Linked DNA regions of Mus musculus: region 2 is linked to region 1. Evidence: chromatin loops called from intact Hi-C (ENCODE). Cell type or tissue: left cerebral cortex. All regions are shown on one strand. Each heading gives the region's core, and the rest is flanking DNA. Links, peaks and the distances in the headings are about the cores only. Region 1 has its middle 1.2 Mb from the start of D3Ertd751e. Region 2 has its middle 1.0 Mb from the start of D3Ertd751e.

Region 1 (10,022 bases), core at 625-8,624:
ACCCAAACACAAAACTCTTCACCTACAATCTGCCTTTTCTGCAAGATGTGCTGGATTTATGTTGGCACAGAACTTGTAGGAATGGACAACCAGTGATTTCAAACCAGTACCTAGCATTAGTTTCCAAGTTATCCCCCAACAAAATCTGAGGCTAGCTCTAGTAGCTATGTTAATCCCAACAAGACCTGTATCTCCAGGCTCCCCCCCAAAAAAACTGCTCCCCCAGGTTACAAGCCCACCCCTGCCTAACAACCACCAATGCAGAGGAAATCAGAAGTTAAGTTTATGGTTTGGCTCCCAGCAAGAGCCAATTATTCTAAAAGATCAGAGTAGCACGCCAATTAGTTGCTTGCCAGGCTGGAAACACCCCGTCCTTGCTGCTTTCTATAAAATCTTGAGAGTTCGGGACTCTTCTCCATCAAAATGGTCCTGAGTGTCAGTGGTGAGCTGAGTCCAAGCTCAAGGCTGGTGAATCAAAGCCCTTGTGCATAAGCCTTGTGTACAAGTCAGATTGGCTCCAGACTGGACTGGTCTTTCAGGGTTCCCAAACTTTTCTTGATGAAACAATAGAGATAGAGACAGACAGAGACCGAGAGATATAGATAGGGATGTAGAGAAATAGAGATAGAGACAGACAGAAACAGAGACAGAAAGAGAGAGAAGGAGCTGTCTCTAAAAGTGACATCCTCCAGAAGAAGCCTAAACAAACCTCTCTGATGCTGTTATTGTTATTTTCGTTTACTTTTGACTCACATTTTTCCCTCCAGTCACTTAACATCCTTGACCTCATTCATAATCAGTTCACAAGTGTCCCCCAGAAGTAATTTCTAGCTTGAGATACTATTATAAAACAGAAAGGGATCACTGGCACAGCAGTCGCCAGAGGTAGAAAGAGGTGACATATTCTTGCAGCCTTCAGGAACTAGAACATTTCTAATTGCATTCTACCAAAAAGAATAAAAGGAACAACAAAAGCATATAAGAGATTTTAATTTTCCAGTGTATCTTTACTAAGGCTCAAGACAGCATGGAAAGTTCATTTTCCAAAGTTATTTTCAAAATCAAGAGGCAGTACCACATTAAAGCATTTGGCCAGAGGAAACTGTTAGAAGTACAGGGAATGCTGGGTGATCCGCCTTTGGTGGAACATGACTCTCTCAAACATCTGAAATACAACTGTCTTTTATTAAATTGAAGTGAAGAGGTCTGAGTAGCAACCCTGTGGGGATAAAACACAGCCTCAGAGCCAAAGCCATACATTTTTCGTTATCGCTGAACGCTCAGCCTCACACCATCTAACAAGAAGAGCATTAATAGCCCTTGAAAGGTATCTGACACAATTTGCCTTGAAGACAGTTACTTTGGCAAGTCCACAGACCTTCTTAGGAAGAGCACAATTAAATTGGGGATATTGAGAGAGTATTGGGATTTATAGAGTTTTGGAGTCATAAACCCCCATGCCATCTCCAATAGCAAATTTAGGCAATGCATTCTTATGCAGTGGGGTTGGAGAGAAAATTCATAGTTATAGTGTCTTCAAGAAATTACTTCGAACCTGATTACAAAGGGTGTTTTCTGTATTACTTAAAAATTACTTAAAAATTACTTAAAATTTTACACACACACACATTCACACACACAAACACACACTATATATAGTATATACAATACAATATATGTATATATTATAAATTATATATATACACATTTCCCAAGCTTACTATATAACTAGGGAATAGCTCACCACATGTGTATTCAAGATTAGAATTTCAAAATCCTCATTAATATTTTGCTATTGCCTGGGAATGAATCATGCTACACTGCCTCTGCTAATTAAATTAATAGCTACAAATGCTTACCAAGGAGATTAGCTTGTGCACTGCCCTGCCCAGAAGAATGGTTGCTAGGCAGCCCAGGGTGAAGGTTTGGCATCCAGCTCCTCTCTCAGGACTGAGACTGCCATGCATCTTTGACTATGAGAGTGAATGCTTGCTACACTGCCCTCAGAAAGAGCTTTCACCTTTGTCTTTACATCTCAATTGCTCCACTTTAATTATCTCAATCACTTGGTGCATTCTAGTGTTTCAAGTCTATTTAATCTTAAGGATATTTTGTCTCATGCTTTGTGGACTTGCTTTAATGTCTCATCTTACTCTTGTTGCCTTACAAGCAAGAGTTCTCAATTACACATGGCTTTCTCACCTTAAACAAGCACACTTTGTGACTACTAAAGCTTTAGCCGTGATCAGTAATAATTTAGATAGCTTAAATAAGACTTCACTCATAAACATTCTGTTACCAAGTATTCGTCTGCCATAACTCCTTGGTTTCTACACTATCCTGCTTTTTATTTTGAGATCACTCCTTATTTTTCCCTTTTCCATATCTGTAGCCAATATAGCTCCTGAGCATTCAAACCAAAGATAGATGTAGCAGTTATGTCTCCTCTAGGTTGTGCTTTTTGTAGCTAAATTTGCTGCTCACAAATTTGTCACTCATGAAATTTGGCCACAGTCCAAACTTAAGCTCACTTCTTTTTTCCCTAGAAACAGGTGGCTCCTTTATATATTACATCAAATAGAGTTGAACAACATGCATGTGTTAAGGAAATTTTGAAACCTAAGCAATAAAGGTATATTTATTAAAAATAAAATATTTATATTAAGACTAGTTTTTCTACAATACCAGTCTAGCTCCTCTGCAGTTGATGAGATTCTACTCAAGTGGGGCTTTCCTACAGAAGCTGAGCAGCAATTAGTCCAAACAGTTCACTTCCCTAAGTAAAAACAGTTAGAGTCCTTAGGGCTGTTGTTTGCCCCATGTCTAATTAATATCATCTCAGCCATCCATTTATGTCTTGTCCTTCATGCTTACTGTGTGTATAGGATCTCTCTCTGTCTCTCTCTGTCTCTCTGTCTCTCTCTCTCTTCCTCTCTATCTGTGTATGTGTCTGTGTGTCTGTAAGTGCGTATATGTGTGTGTGTGTGCCAGTGTGTGTCTGTGTGTCCATGAACTCATACAAAATGAACTCTTACAAAATGGCCACTCAGGAAAAACAGCAACAGGATAATACCTGCAGTCCTATACAGAAATGCCTCAAAATAGCACTAGGGTTGAGGTAGAATGGACATGCATGTATACATCATCTAGGGATAGGTAAAAGAAGCAGACCATTTTTCATACCCTATAATAACGATTTATAATAACTTAGTGACAACATATAATTGGAGACTAATGAAAGGGTTTGAACTCATAAAGAAGTTAAAATTCAGTCAACCTCGATGAATTCTTCTTTGAATCGAGACCAAAAAAAATGTTAGGGGACTCTTGGAATCAGCATGGCCACGATCGATCATTGGAAGGAAAGAGATGGAATACTGTGTGAATCTAGAAGCTTAGAAGCAACCCTGGAAGATCCAGAAGTTCAGAACCTGCTCTAGTCACTGGACCTTCTGCAGCATTCCCCTACTGACCACGCAACCCAGGGACATACGTTCACAACAAGGTCATGCCTCCTAATCTTTCCCAAACTGTTCAATCAACTAGGAACCAAGTATTCGAACATTTGAGCCAATGAGGACCATTCTCATTCAAAATACTACAAAACATATGTGTGTTCATGTTAGTAAAGGTCAGAAGATAACTCCAGGTGTAACCCTACAGAACAGTCTACTTTGCTTTTGAAGGAAGGACCCTTTGCTAGTGGGAGCTTGGCAATACTGTGAGATTGGTTCGGGAGTGAGCCTCAGAGAGCCCCTTCTGCCTCCCACTGCTGAGATTAAAACCACATACCCACACATCCAGAATATTTATATGGATTCTGTGGATTTAACTGAATTCCTCATGCCTGGGCAACAAATACTTTACCAGCAGAGCACAAAAGACTAAAATTTTTGTTTGTAACAAGAGTATTTTTCCACAAATGATCCCCACATATCTTTCAGGTATTCTACTTTGGTATTAATCTATTTGCTCACAATATTTTAAAGGAAAGCTCACAAACAATGCAGAGAAATGAAGAGGGGTGGGTAGAGGGAGAATGAAACCAGTAGGTGGTTGAACACCTCATCTGTCTGAAATGAGTCAAACTAGACATGAAACTGGAAAGGAAGAGCTTTTCGCAACATTATAAATAGCCAAGCAGAAAATATAACAAAAGTAACTCTTTTACATTTAAGCGTTTGGTCTTTAAGCATTTAAACTTTAAGACACATTTTAACCTAACATAAAAAGACAGTCAGTGGGCTCTATTAAATCTATCCGGAATAGTATATGGATATCATTCATAAACAAACAATAGTTGTACTAAATGTTCTTTATACAGTTATGGAAGATGCTCATGCTAAGATGTTATCATGGTTTGTTCTGAAATATTGATGAAAGAATAAACAGAGTCCATCATAATCCTTCATTTTGCTGCTGAGAGTCTGTGAGACATTAACATTGAGACAGGTGACAGATACTCATCTCTCCCTAGGACACTGTGAGTGATAAACATTGCTAAATTTTGTTTCACATCACTCTAAGTGTTAATCAAAAGTTCCTTTAGCTATTTTTAAGCATTCTTTCTGGTGTTCACTTCCTGTAAATGAGAAAATATGTTAAGGATGGGCCTATTTGACTTGCTACTTGGCAGCTGTCAACAGTTTCTTATTTCGCTGTTTCTATCAACCATGTCAAACATTAGAACTGCTCCTACATAAGCACTGGCCATTTTGAACATTTCACTAACACCTTGGGAAACCTACCCAAGTGATGACAACTCCAACTGCGGAAGACTCAACTTCACACAGGGCTGTTTAAAACAGTTTAAGACATTTTTGATATCACAGGCTTCACTATATTCTACAGAACCCTAAAACCACCTTTACCAATGTCCCAATGGGGTCTAGGCACTTGTGACGTCATCATCACAGAAGAACTGCCCAGAGGGATGTTAAAAAGACAGTGCTGTGATTGGCCCAAACTCATACTTTTATTTGCATAGCATGTTTGTTGTGATTGGTCCAAACATCCTTCACTGACTAGGTAAGCAAGCTGTTCAGCCAACATGGTGAATCAGTAATGAGGCACCTAAAAGTGCTGCCTTTCCTGGTTTTTTCACTATGAGGGAGAAAGGCAGCTTCTGTGGGGCAGTCTTTTCTTGCCTGCTTTTAGCAGTGTGAGATGAGCTGCTAACTCTGAATCCTCAGACAGCAGAGTGATAGTGAGGATGGCAGTGACAACTCAGCAGTCAGTAAGCTCTGCTGCCAGAGTGGCAAGGGGGCTGGATGATTGACAGATGAAGATGAGCAACTGAACTTTAAGATAGCAGTCAAGACAGGAGCAAGGAGACAGAAGGAAGAGGATAGCGAGCTGAGAATAAAAAGGCGACATGGTTATAAGAGTCATAGAAGAGAAGTTGCCCTGCCCTGGTTATTGGAAGGCTTCCAGAGAGCTGCCAAGCTTTTAGGCCGAGTGTCTCAGGTAACCCAGATTCAGGAGTGTATATTGGATACTGTCATGGGCTGAGGAATCACAGTACCTAAACCTACCCTGACTCGTCAAAGCCAGCTGCTAGAAACAGTGAGAAATTCTGACTTCTTTGACCTACAGGAGATCTATAACACTTATAGATCATAGGCCCCAGTACTCCAGGTTTGCATGGGAGCTGTGACACTCATAGGCATCACCTGCCCCTGCTTCTGCCTGCCTGCTGCTACCACTCACCAATACCTGTCACAAGGGGATACACAAGCTGGAGAGGACCCTACTGTCTACTATGATATTTCCCTGTGTAGAACAAACTGACCCTGATTCTGAGGTTTTGATATCATGTTTTAAGCATAGCAGTTCACCTGTGTCTTGAGGCCTTTATTTTATTCCTACCCCACCCTCCATTAAGATACAATTTGGAACCTAATGATCTATTTAGAAGTTGAAGTGCATGAAAAGATATTTGAAGATAGGGTCACACAAATACTTAATTTATGCAAAATATTCATTTAATATCTTGGCTTAGCTTATATTTTATTTATTGAGGGAGAAGGCTCCTGAGAAGAATAAAAAGTTCTTGTCTCTTACTATATAAATAGCAACCAAGACAAGTCTATACACAGACTCCTGAAAACATTATTAGTAGACACACAACATCCTCATTCCTCTTCAATGAATATACCTAAATATAACTGTGGTCTAAGGCTCTGCTAGATGAGGTGTCAGAAGCAGATGGCAATTAAAGGAAGATGCTAATGAGGAGAGTTTTAATTTACAAAGAGAAATTGAGCCTTCAGATGAGTAGATAGGTGGGTCTTGAGAAGTTTGTGTGCTTTCTGAAATACTAAAACTAGTAATACATTGAACCCAGAGCACTGTTCTAAAAGAGATTATTCTTAATGTCCATCAGATATTTAAATAGGGCTTGAAACATCAATGAAAGCCCTGCTGACATAGAAAAAGAAAATAGAAAAAACCTGTAGGGAGATAAATTTAAGATTAGAGTTCTTTCAACTTCTAGCCAGCAACCTGACACATTCTTTTAAAAAATGAAAATAAAAAAACATAAGCCTGCAGATGTATAAGTTAGAAATGCATCTCATGTGTCTGTTTTTCCAGAGTTTGGTGCTTTGGAAACAATGGGCATCTTCCCTCTTGGTGGTGCTTTTTTGAAGTGCAGCGAGCTTACGTTTACTGTGGTAAGTTTATTACTGCATCTAGAATGCTCTGCTTTGTTACCATGGATGTGATCATTAAGATCCTACAGCATGCAAACTTGGGTTTGTTATTCATAGGAATTTTAAGGTCCTAGTTTATTATGCTATTTCTCAAGCAAATATGTGAAAATAAAATAAAAAGGCTACTGATTGAAAGTCTATTCCTATGCAAAACTCCACGCTTATTGAAAATTATAATGCAAATGTAAGCTCTGTGGCTCTAAACTGTGGTTCTTTAGTAACTGAGCACTTTTTTTGGTTTTTAGCTATAAATGTCTACATGAATTAGAATAATTTCTCAATGTTTTATCCACAACTGCTTCTATAAAATGTGACTAATGATTTTAATGTGATATTATGCTGATCCATCCAAAAACCGAAAATGAAAAACAACTGAGCAAGTCCTTATGAAATGAAGAGAATGGTTTCCAGTCCAATGCAGGTGGCTTCTCTTTCCACATTCTCTTCAGAGCATCTCTGAGAATCCTGCAATGCATCCCCACATTGTCTGAAGTTACTCTGCTCTGTTCAAAGTACTTAACATCTATTTTTGTTGAACCAGACTCAGTGTTCTGATCCTTTCATTAAAATGTTTGTCCCTTTCTTCTCTCTCTCCTCGAGTTTTTATAAGGCTTTCAAACTCTTGACAGGAAATGTCTAAAGTTGTTTATAGGTCTGTATCTTTACTAAACACACAACATTGTTCACAGCAGAATTTATAACAGAGGGTGTCTGATGAAGGCACTTCTAGAAATACTTCCTTGAATGTAAACCAACTGTCCATATCAAAAATCAGTGCAAACAATCACTTACTATTGAATTATTTTTAAGTATCTTTGAGAAAAATTGCCCAATTTTAATTTTACAAAATTTTAGAATCCACATTTCTACACCTCTTGAAATATCTACAAACTTTGCGAAAACATAGCTGCCTTTTTAAAATATAGAAATATCAGAAATGCATGGAACTACTAAGTTGTAAATTATAATTGGGCTTACATAAACATATGACCCATTACTTATGGATAGATTTGAGTAAAAATAGAAAATTTTTAGAAATTGACAGAATAAATATGAGTTTCTCATCACCAGTCAGGGTAAACAAAAAATCTTGGGTTAAGATAAATAACACTATTCAATACATATCTAAAGAATACTCACTCTTTGCAGGTTTCCTTGCAATACTTAGTTGCTGATACCAGGCATAATTTATTTACTTAGGTAATAAATTTCTACCACCGTACATTTCTATTTAGCCTCCTTTCCTAAGATGCTACCCAATACCACTTCTGTATCCCTTTAACATGTCCCAAACACACTTACAGCAATAATGCTACGTCAATCTTGTCACATTGTACAAGGGATATTTATTAACTTCCAATCTGATCCTCATTACCAACTTACTGCCAAATAATCTATTTAAGATACACTTGTAGTATTAATCACCCCAGTAAACACTTGCAGCTGTTAGTTTATTATCGAAGTGCTAAAAACAAACACCTGGATGGCCCTGGCATGTGATCTCAGCATTTTGGAGGTAAAGGCAGGAGAATTTGAAATTCAAGACCATGCTTGGGTACACAGAATGTCTCACAAAATAAATAAACAAAGCCTGATAGCTCACCTGTGTTGCCCACACTATTCTGAGATTTGGGAATATGAGCAAATGAATAGACATTCCCTGTCCTTAGTGTGTCTACACGCTGTCTTGTTTTCTACTGTGAGTGGGTCAAGGTAGATCCCCTTCCTCTAGCATAGAAGTCCCTTCCATATCTGTCTTTATCTTTCTTTAAGAACATATTTAGATACTCTGTAATTAAACCAACACTATTTTGTTGGCACTTCCAAAAACACTTTGATCATTTAGTTCTTCATAAAATCTTTCTTATATTCTAAATGCCCTCACTCTAGTTTTGGCACACATTCTATTCTGTCTTCCTGCAGACTGATTACTCCGTGAAGGTTTCCCCAAATTCGTCCTTCCCTAAAACTGACTTTCTAGACACAGTCTCTATTACATTTAGTTTTTTCATTGTGTCTGGAAAAATATATCTTTGTCATATCTCTCATTGCTGTTATGGTTAGATTTAGCTTTATTATGGATCGATAATCTTTCATATATATACCAAATCTAATATACAAAGTATAAACTTATTGGAAAATATTGTTTAACTGAACTTTTGTTCCAACATTTAATCCCATCTCATTTAATTATTTTCATTTCATCATATACTAATGAAGTGCCACCAATATCTCAGAAGTATGTCATTGTTCAGGACAGTAAAATTGTGATAACTTAGATAATCATTTCTTACTAAAACTTTCTATTCTGATTATAGAGAGCAAAAAAGCTGAAAGCATTAAGGATTTCCTAAAAATATTAAAACTTCTTACCCATTATTACTAAATGGAAAGTTATTTTTGTAATAACTTTCAAATGTGTTTTAAATGTTATTTTTCAATCTGTCATCATGGGGAGAAATTATAAAACTTTAATTAATGAGATACACATCTATAATACCTACATAAAAATCAAAGGAGTTAGTCACAATTATTGTTAGGCCTTATTATTCAAAACTTATCCATGCATAAAACCATAGAAACATTATTACTTTTCTCAACATAACTTTTAGTTTCGAAAGTTGATAACTGTTCAGTTTTTAGTCTTTCAGGGAACAAAAGACTGCAGGGCAGGTGCTGACTCTTAAGACCATTCTGATGCATTCTCTCTATTCCTCAACAGAGATGCCAAGATTTCTTCACATCAGCATTACACTGGCCAATTGTTAGTTTTGATTTTCGCCTCTAGTATAAAGACCCCAATATTACACTGAGGGTGATGACAATCAAATTTCTTGTCCTGCAGGAATATATGTATATGTGTGTGTGCATATACATATATGGATATTATACATATGCATATGTATATACATATAAACATACATGTACACTTTAGAGGCTATTCCTTCTCCAGCATTCCTACAATATAGGAAACTTTACTTCGTGTTGTTCATTCTATCACTTTGTCCTCTATGAGTCCTCTAAGGGCACCCTATGTACCTTTCACTACCACTGGACTACTGACATTTATTTTCTTCAAGGATTACACAGATCCCTCCAGGGCCCTATTATTTATGCCTGAGAAGGGATGATTGCTACTTGTAGACAATGTTATTGCTAACTAGAGAGTTAAACATCTCTGTTTTCTCTAGCTTCAGCTTTATTTTACATTTTTGTGACAGTCAAATTAGATTTCAGTCCTAGTGGCAGAGATCCCACTGGGAACAGTGTAGGGTCTAGAAGATTTTAAATGTCAACAGAAAGGGAAGT
Region 2 (10,022 bases), core at 1,152-9,151, 120 kb after region 1:
TCAGATAGTACTCTGTCCAATTTTCTGAGGAACCACCAAACTGATTTCCAGTGTGGTCTTACTAGCTTCCCATCCTACCAGCAATGAAGGAGTGTTCCTCTTTCTCCACATCCTTGCCAGCCTCTGCTATCACCTGAGTTTTTTTATCTTAGCTATTCTGACTTGTGTAAGATAGAATCTCAGTGTTGTTTTGATTTGCATTTCCCTGACGTCTAAGGATGTTGAACATTTTTAAGGTGTTTCTCAGCCATTCGATATTCCTCAGTTAAAAATTCTTTGTTTAGCTCTGTACCCCATATTTCAATAGGGTTATTTGGTTTTCTGGAGTCTAACTTTTTGAGTTCTTTGTATATATTGGATATTAACCCTCTATCAGATTTACAATTGGTAAAGATCTTTTTCCAATTTGTTGGTTGCCTTTTTGTCTTATTGACGATGTCCTTTGACTTATAGAAGCTTTGCAATTTTATGAGGTTCCATTTGTTAATTCTTGATCTTATAGTTCAAGCCATTGGTGTTCTTTTCAGGAATTTTCCCCTTGTGCTCATATGTTCGAGGCTCTTCCTCACATTCTTATCTCCTTGTACAAAGCTCAAGTCTAAGTGGATCAAGGACCTATCTGCACATAAAATCAGCCAAAATTTTTAAATATCTTCAATTGCCATAGTTTAACAGCCATACTTGCTCAATGTGTTTCAGATACTTTTCATTCATCCAGCATGTATTTTTTTCAGTGAATTGTTTATATTTTCCATTAATTTACATATTTATTCACTTTACATCCAACTCACAGCTCCCCCTCTCAGTACTCACTCACAAAACTCCTCCCATTTCCCTTTTTCTCTGGGAAGTGGGAGCCCTCTGATGGGTACCAACCCACCCTGGCAATAAGTCACTGCAGACCCAAGCACACCCCCCCCCCCCCCACTGAGGCCAGACTAGGCAGCCCAGTTAGGGTAACAGTAGCCCCAGACAGGCAACAGAGTTAGCGACTGCACCTGCCTATTCTGATTATTGGAAGACCTGCATGAAGAAAAAGCCGCATATCTGCTACATATCTGTGGATGTCAGAGAGCTAGATCCAGCCCATGTGTGCTCTTTTGTGGTAAAGTCTCTGGGAGCCCCCAAGAGTTGTCTCTGTTGATCTTGTGCAGACTGCAAGATTCTTTGGATTTCTTCACTGTTTGTTGTTATGTCTCCTTTTTTATTTCTGCTTTTATTAATTTGGGTATTCTCTTTCTGCCTTTTAGTTAGTTTAGGTAACCATTTGTCTATCTTGTTGAATCTTTGTATTGTGCTCTTTGTGTCTAATTGATTGATTTTTGCCCTGAGTTTGATTATTTCCTACTTTCTATGCACCTTTGGTGTGACATGTTTGCTTCTTTTGGTTCTAGAGCTTTCATTTGTGCTATTAAGTTGCTAGTATGGGGTCTGTCCAATCTCTTTATTAAGGGACTTAGTTCTATGAATTTTCCTCTTAGCACTGCTTTCATTACCTTCCACAAGCAAGAGAATATTGTGCTTTCATTTTCTCTGAATTCTAGAAAGTATTTAATTTCTTCCTTTATTTTTTCTTTGATCCAGTGTCATTTTCCATGAGTGTTCAGTATCCATGAGCTTGTAGGCTTTCAGGTGTTTCTGTTGCTGTTGAAGTCCAGCTTAAACTCATGGTTTTCTAAGAAGGGACTTATTTCAATCTTCTTGTGTCTGCTGAGCTGCTTTGTCACTATCAATATGGTCAGTTTTGAAGAAGGTTACATGAGGTGCTAAGAAGAATGTATAATCTTTTATGTTTGGGTGAAATGTTCTGTAGATATCTGTTAGGTACTTTGGATTAATAACCTCGGTTAGTTTTGTTACCTCTGTTTAGTTTCTGACTTGATGACCTGATCATTGATGAGAGTTGAATGTTGACATCTCCCACTATTAATGAGTGGAGTACAATGTGTGATTCAAGCTTTAGTATTTTTTTTAAATGAATGTGTGTGCCCTTTACATTTGAAGCATAGATGGTCAGAATTGAGACATCAACTTGAAAGATTTTTCCTTTGATGGGTGTGAAGTTTCCTTCAACATCTCTTTGGATTAATTTTGGTTAAAAGTTGATTTTATTGGATATTAAAATTGATATGCCAACTTGCTTCTTGGGTATGTTTTCTTGGAAGACCTTTTTCCATCCCTTTACTCTGAGGTGTTATCTGTTTGTTACTGAGGTATGTTTCTTGTATGCTGCCGAATGATGAATCCTGTTTATGTATCTACTTTCTTAGTCTGTATCTTTTTATTGGGAAATTGAGTCCAATGATGTGAGAGATATTAATGAGAAATGATTGGTAATTCCTGCTATTTTGATATTAGTAGTAAAAATATCTCTCCATCTGTCTGTGTGTGTGTGTGTGTGTGTGTGTGTGTGTGTGTGTGTGTGTGTGTTTCTTGTCCTTTGGTTTGGTTTTGTTGATGTGAAATTATTTATTTCTTGTGTTTTGATGGGTGTAGTTACCCTCCTTGTGTTGCAGTTTTACTTCTGGTATCATATGTAGGACTGGATTAGTGGAAAGGTATTGTTTAAATTTGGTTTATTCATGGAATATCTTGGTTTCTCCATCTATGGTAATTGAATATTTTGCTGGGTACAGTAGTCTAGGCTGATATTTTTGGCTTCTTCCAGTCTGCAATATATTTGCCAAGGCCCTTCTGACTTTGAAAGTCTCTCTTGAGAAGTCAGGTGTAATTCTTGATAGTTAATTGGCCTTTTTTTCTTTGCAGCTTTGAATATTCTTTCTTTGTCCTATATATTTAGTATTTTGATTATTATGTCGCAGAATTTTCTTTTCTGGTCAAATCTATTTGGTGTTCTGTAAATCTGGTAGATTTATAGGAATCTCTTTCTTTAGAGAAATTTTCTTCTGTGATTTTGTTGAAGATACTTTCTGGGCTTTTGAGTTAGGAATCTTCTCCTTATATTCCTATTATTCTTAGGTTTGGTCTTTTTATAGTGTCCCAAAATTCCTGTATGTTTTGTGTTATAAACTTTTAAGACTTAGCATTTCCTTGGACCAGTGTATCAACGCCTTCACTGTATCTTTTACTCCTGAGATCCTCTCTTCCATGTTTTGTATTTTGTTGGTGACACTTGTGCTTGTAGCCCCTATTCTCCTTCTTAGGCTATCTATCTCCATGATTGCCTCAGTTTGTATTTTCTTTATTGCTTCTATTTCCATTATCAGGTGTTGGGAATTTTTATCCATTTCCTTCACCTGTTCAATTGCATTTTTCTGTTTTCCTTTAAAGGATTTATGTGGTTCCTCTCTAAGGGCCTCTATCATCTTCAAAAGTTTAGGGTTGAGGCCATTTTCCTGCAATTCAGGTATAATAGGCCATTTGTGGATTGCTGTAGTAAGATAGATGGGTACTGGTGGTACCATTTTGCCCTGATTTTGGCTGATTGTTCTTACACTGGCCTTTAGCAATCTGGTTCTCTTTGGTGTTGGCAGGGCTTACTGATGGTCCCTGATAGCAGCAGGTCTCTGGGACTGCTGATAGATCTGGTGTTCCTTGATGCCAGCAGCCTTCTGGGGTTGCAGTTAGAGGTAATTATACCAGGTTGCAACAGGCCTCTAGGAATGCAGGAAGAACTGGCAGTTTCTGATGGCAGCAGGCCTATTGGCTTGCAGATCAGGGGGTTGGCCATGGTGGCAGCTGGCTTCAGGGATGAAGGCAAAGCTGTTTATCCCTGATGCCTTCAGGTCTCTGGATGTTCTGAGTAGAGGGCAACCTCCAGGAATGAAGGCAGAACTGGTGTTCCTTGATAGCTCAAGGCCTCAAGATTGCAGGTACAGATGTGGCTGCTGGGTACAGTAGTCTAGGCTGACATTTGTGGCTTCTTCCAGTCTGCAATATATTTGCCTATGCCCTTCTGACTTTGAAAGTCTCTATTGAGAAGTCAGGTGTAATTCTTGATAGATAGAAGACTGAATGCAGATGGGATGGGGCAAACCTAATTGCTTCTGTGCTTTCCAGGGGACTCAGCAGGCAGGGAAATTAGGGTTGGGGGTCTCCCCTGGTTGTAGTGAGTGGCAGCAGGCCTTCAAGGATGCAGCAGAGCTATGGCCTTGGGAATAGAGTTCAGAGGAGACTGGGAAGAACTTGCTGCTGGGTTTGCCTGGAGGGGCCTGCAGAGGAGATCTGGGATAGGAGTCTCATCTGGTGGTCCCTGATAGCTCTCTCAATGAATTAATTGTATATGGTCCCTTTCTTTCTTTCTTTCTTTCTTTCTTTCTTTCTTTCTTTCTTTCTTTCTTTCTTTCTTTCTTTCCTTCCTTCCTCCCTCCCTCCCTCCCTCCCTCCCTCCCTCCCTCCCTCCCTCCCTTCTTTCTTTCTTTCTTTCTTTCTTTCTTTCTTTCTTTTTTAATATTTTTTATTATTACGATGATTATAATTATCCTTGAGGAATGCTAATACATGGCTATGATATAAGATGCAAAACTTTTTCTCGAATTTATATATTTATTAGTGTATCTAGTGTGTGTGTTTGTCTGTGTGTGTGAATGTGGTTGAGTGTGTGACACAGTGTCCATTCGGAGCTGACTCCACTAGACTTGTACTTGCTTTGTAGGAGGTGTTTCTCTCCTACCATCTAAGTCCCAGGGATTTAAGCCTGTTCTTTATTCTTGGAAGCAAGTGCTTTTACACACTGAGTCATCTCCTTATCCAAAAGGTACTTCTTGTTATGTGTACTGTTATATTTTTTTCATATTCAAAAGTATGTCTTCAGATCCAAATAGATTTTTAGAGAGAAAGGGTGTTTTGTGAAAAGAAATGACTTGGCTGACCACAGATTATTTTCCCATTTTATCTTATGAAACAATTTTTAGACTTTCCTGATGGTTTATTGCATAACTATTTTTATTAATTTAATTTTATGTTTCTTCTGTGGTTTTTTTTTCCGAAATAGCTTTCCTCAAGTGGAAATATAAAGGAGGATGTTTATTTTTAACTTTTGGGGGTTCTGAAAGAATTACATTCTGTGAATTTCTATTTACATGTTTGGGTGGAATGTTTTTATATGAACACGTATAATTTTTAATTCCCCTAGTGAGTTTGGGAAGTGAGCTTTTTGTCATACCTTCATTTTTGTTCCAGGTAAGTTCTCCCTTACATGGGGAAAACACTTTTTTTCCCAATTACATTCAGGTCACAAAACACAGAAATTTAAATTTTATGTCAAATGTATCAAACATATTGTCGTGGGAACTGAAGAGTCTTTTCCCGAATTCCCCTTTCGTGTCAATTGTACAGTTGGTACTAGCCATCTGTAGCTTTTTGAATTTAAATGAAAGAAAGTTTTAAAATTCTCAGTACTCCATGATCACATGCAGCTTATGGCTGCCACATTGGAAAACCCAGAGAGATAGCAGTTCATCACAGCACTGCTTCTGGGATGGTGGGGTGTTTTGCATGAGGCCAGAGTTTTAAAGCATAGCAGACAACTATCCCATACACAAACACACATGGGTTTAGGCATCCCTCTTGTTCTCTTTTTGTCTCTCTGTCTCTGTCTCTGTCTCTTTCTCTGTCTGTCTCTGTCTGTCTCTGTCTTTCTGTCTCTCTCTGTCTCTCTCTGTCTCTCTCTGTCTCTCTCTGTCTCTCTCTGTCTCTCTCTCTCTCTCTCTCACACACACACCCACACACACACACACACACACACACACACACACACATGCACACACACACACAGAGACTTTATAGCAGCTAATATATTTATTCCCTCATGTGTAGGAAATCATTGTTTCAGACAAGATTTAAACAATCCAAATCCTAACAGAATGCTTTGTGCTGAGTACCATGCAATCAATCTAACATTTTTAAGGAACCAAGAATCTCCCCCAATAGAGATTTCCCCCTTGAAAACAAGAGACTTACAGAACTTCTTGAGGAAGGTCCTATCACTCTGATGTGGCAGAATAATGAAGTTCCTTTTGTTTTAATGCTTACAAGGAAAATGACCTGATATAATTTATATTAACCAATCTCCTATTATCTGTAATCTTAATGCTTGTTCCCACTTGACAAAAATCAACTCTCTGTAGAATCAAAACTTAGCAAATTATTGTAATTTATCTTTCAATTACTATCATTTGGGAAAAATATTGAATTAAAATGAAATGTCTCACCCTTACCACAAACATCATCAACAGAAAATTCTATGCCAGTTAAAATGGAAACTAAACTTTCTGGTCATATGAAATTCTTTCACTTTTTCCCATGTATGAATCTATCTGGAGGGCCGCTGGCTTACTGAGTCCCAAGTGCTTCATTGCTTTCTTTTTTAAAAATTATAAACTTTCATATTTAAAAAGGCTATGAAACTTAATGAACTTTATAAAGTTAGAATTGACATTTAAAACAGAAGCTGTGAAGCTTCACATTAAATTTTACACTTGCAGTATGGAATATTATATACTTAACCACAACCTAAAGCAAAATCCAACAACAGAATTAGAACTTTAAAATCCATTCACTTTATATCTGTTTTTATAAACTCATATCCATTACCTGTATTTGTGCTCTCTCTCTCTCGCTCTCTCTCTCTCTCACTCTCTCTCTCTCTCTCTCTCTCTCTCGCTCTCTTTCTCAACAGGGTATCTCTGTATAGTCCTGGCTGTCCTGGAACTCACTCTGTAGATCAGGCTGGCCTCGAACTCAGAAATTCACGTGCCTCTGCCTCCCAAGTTCTGGGATCAAAGACATTTGCCACCATGCCCGACGTTTGCCCTCTCTTTATATTTAAATGTATTCTCCTCTTTTATTAATTATTATATCTACATGTACATTTGTTCACTTATACTTATATATAGTTGGCTAGATTTCTTATTTGAGAAAGAATACGTGGTTTCTTTCTGAGGTAGTGTGTCTTAGTTTTCTATATTTAAATCCATCCTTTTTCTTTTTACAAATTTATTAAGTTATAAATTAATTTTTGTTTAGAACTGAGTAGTATTTCATTATGTATGTGAATATATATATATATATATATATACACACATATATATACACACATATGCATATATATGTGTGTGTATGTATATATTTATATATATGGGTGTGGGTGTGTGAACCAAGTTTACATTTTCCATTAATTTTTTTATTGAGTATTTATTTCATTTACATTTCCAATGCTATCCCAAAAGTCCCCCACACACTCCCCCACCCATTCCCCCACCCACCCACTCCCACTTCTTGTCCCTGGCATTCCCCTGTACTGAGGCATATAAAGTTTGCAGGACCAATGGGCGTCTCTTTCCACTGATGGCCAACTAGGCCATCTTCTGATTCAAATGCAGCTAGAGACACGAGCTCTGGGGGGTATTGGTTAGTTCATATTGTTGTTCTACCTATCGGATTGCAGATCCCTTCAGCTCCTTGGGTACTTTCTCTAGCTCCTCCATTGGGGGCCCTGTGATCCATCCAATAGCTGACTGTGAGCATCCACTTCTGTGTTTGCCAGGCCCCAGCATAGTTTCACAAGAGACAGCCACATCTGGGTCCTTTCAGCAAAATCTTGCTAGTGTATGCAATGGTATCAGCGTTTGGAAGCTGTTTATGGGATGGATCCCCGGGTATGGCAGTTTCTAGATGGTCCATCCTTTCATCTCAGCTCCAAACTTTGTCTCTGTAACTCCTTCCATGGGTGTTTTGTTCCCAATTCTAAGAAGGGGCAAAGTGTCCACAATTTGTTCTTTGTTCTTCTTGAGTTTCATGCGTTTAGCATATTGTATCTGATATCTTGAGTATTCTAAGTTTCTGGGCTAATATCCACTTATCAGTGAGTACATATTGTGTGAGTTCCTTTGTGATTGGATTACCTTACTCAGGATGATACCCTCCAGGTCCATCCACTTGCCTAGGAATTTCATAAATTCATTCTTTTTAATAGCTGAATAGTACTCCATTGTGTAAATGTACCATATACCCCCCCCCACTCCCATACCCACTCATTCCCACTTCTTGGCCCTGTGATCCATCCAATAGCTGACTGTGAACATCTACTTCTGTGTTTGCTAGGCCCCGGCATAGTCTCACAAGAGACAGCTATATCAGGGTCCTTTCAGCAAAATCTTGCTAGTGTATGCAATGGTGTCTGCATTTGGCAGCAAATTATGGAATGCATCCCTGGATATGGTAGTCTCTAGATGGTCCATCCTTTTGTCTCAGCTCCAAACTTTGTCTCTGTAACTCTTTCTATGGGTGTTTTGTTCCCAATTCTAAGAAAGGGCAAAGTGTCCACACATTGGTCTTCTTTCTTCTTGAGTTTTATGTGCTTTGTATCTTGTATCTTGGGTATTCTAAGTTTCTGGGCTAATATCCACTTATCAGTGAGTACATAACATGTGAGTTCTTTTGTGATTGGGTTACCTCACTCAGGATGATGCCTTCCAGGTCAATCCATTTGCCTAGGAATTTCACAAATTCATTCTTTTTAATAGCTGAGTAGTACTCCATTGTGTAAATGTACCACATATTCTGTATCTATTCCTCTGTTGAGGGGCATCTGGGTTCTTTCCAGCTCCTGGCTATTATAAATAAGGCTGCTATGAACATAGTGGGGCATGTGTCTTTCTTATCAGTTGGAACATCTTCTGGATATATGCCCAGGAGAGGTATTGCAGGATCCTCCGTTAGTACTATGTCCAATTTTCTGAGGAACCACCAGACTGATTTCCCGAGTGGTTGTACAAGCTTACAATCCTTCAAGCAATGGAAGAGTGTTCCTCTTTCTCCACATCCTCGCCAGCATCTGCTATCACCTGAATTTTTTATCTTAGCCATTCTGACTTGTGTGAGATGGTATCTCAAGGCTGTTTTGATTTTCATTTTTCTGATGATTAAGGATGCTAAATTTTCAGATGCTTCTCAGCCATTTGGTTTTCCTCGGTTAATAATTCTTTGTTTAGCTCTGAGCCCCATTTTTAATGCAGTTATCTGATTTTGTGGAGTCCACCTTCTTCATTTCTTTATATATATTAGATATTATTCCCCTATCTGATTTAGGATAGGTAAAGATCCTTTCCCAGTCTGTTGGTGGCATTTTTGTCTTATTGACGGTATCCTTTGTTGGCCCACTTTTATATTAATTGAAATATCGTTAAATAGAGATTCTTGGTTACTACTTGAATGTGAATGTCTCATTGTTGTTATGTCTTTAAATAGAAAAAGGATTAAGGCAATGTATCCCAACTTAACTCTTGTTAGAATCTGTTGTTTAGTTCTTAGAATCTTAGTGGTCCACTGTTATTTTATTGTTGCTGGAGTCCCTGAACCACCCAAGAGCTTCCATTGTCCTAGGACCACAAGTGCCCAGTAACTATTTTTAAAAAGTGTTCAGTATCCCTATCCATCAGAGAAATGCAAATTAGAACTTCGTGGAGATATCACCTCAGCCCAGTCAACAAATCTGGCATCAAATTTTGGAAAGAATGTGGAGAAAGAAAAAGAACATTTATAAACTGTTGGTGGAACACAAACTTATATGGCCATTGTAGTAATCAGTTTGGAGATTTCTCCAAAAATCAAAAATGAAAACACATATGACCTAGCTACTAAAGATATTTGATTTCTTTCCCATCTTTGCCTGATCTAAAAGGTTCAGTGAAATTCATTTATAGTTCCTCAAACCACCTTACCCCATGACTTTGTGTCTGAGACTATAATCAAAGCAACTTCTGTTATTTGATTCAAAGCCTATCTTCTGGTAGAAAATCATCTTTACAAATTCTGAGACAATGATTGTTTTGTTAATGTCTCTATTTGGAACACTTGGTTGAACCTGTGTGTCTGGTAATGTAAAAACAAACAAGTATCCAGTGTTACCCCTGCCCCTTTGTGGTAGCCAGAGCTTTCTGCAGCATGTTGGTTTGCTAAGATGCTTCGAGTAGGTGGGCAAGGGAACACTTTTGGATCCCTTCTTAGAGTGCTCTCATTCTCACAGCAGAGCTCCTCCTCCTCCTCCTCCTCCTCCTCCT

The links. Hi-C counts contacts between places; a loop is a spot of excess contacts. Peaks named below come from ENCODE experiments on the same cell type or tissue, not always from the same donor. Only the 100,000 strongest peaks of a DNase experiment are listed, where the experiment ranks them.
Region 2: a loop joins it to region 1, with 7 times the contacts of the local background. A loop is called at or near these places in 2 of 42 quality-filtered maps.

What each region holds. Positions count from the first base shown.
Region 1 is chr3:42,900,512-42,910,533 of GRCm38, reverse strand. No RefSeq gene overlaps it. Among named protein-coding and RNA genes, the nearest start is that of D3Ertd751e, 1.2 Mb to the right of the region's middle. In left cerebral cortex, for the core only: no CTCF peak of the experiment used is centred there; DNase peaks (open chromatin) are centred at 4,024, 4,818, 5,146, 6,623 and 5 more places; H3K27ac peaks cover 2,940 bases.
Region 2 is chr3:42,779,036-42,789,057 of GRCm38, reverse strand. No RefSeq gene overlaps it. Among named protein-coding and RNA genes, the nearest start is that of D3Ertd751e, 1.0 Mb to the right of the region's middle. In left cerebral cortex, for the core only: no CTCF peak of the experiment used is centred there; DNase peaks (open chromatin) are centred at 4,633 and 5,281.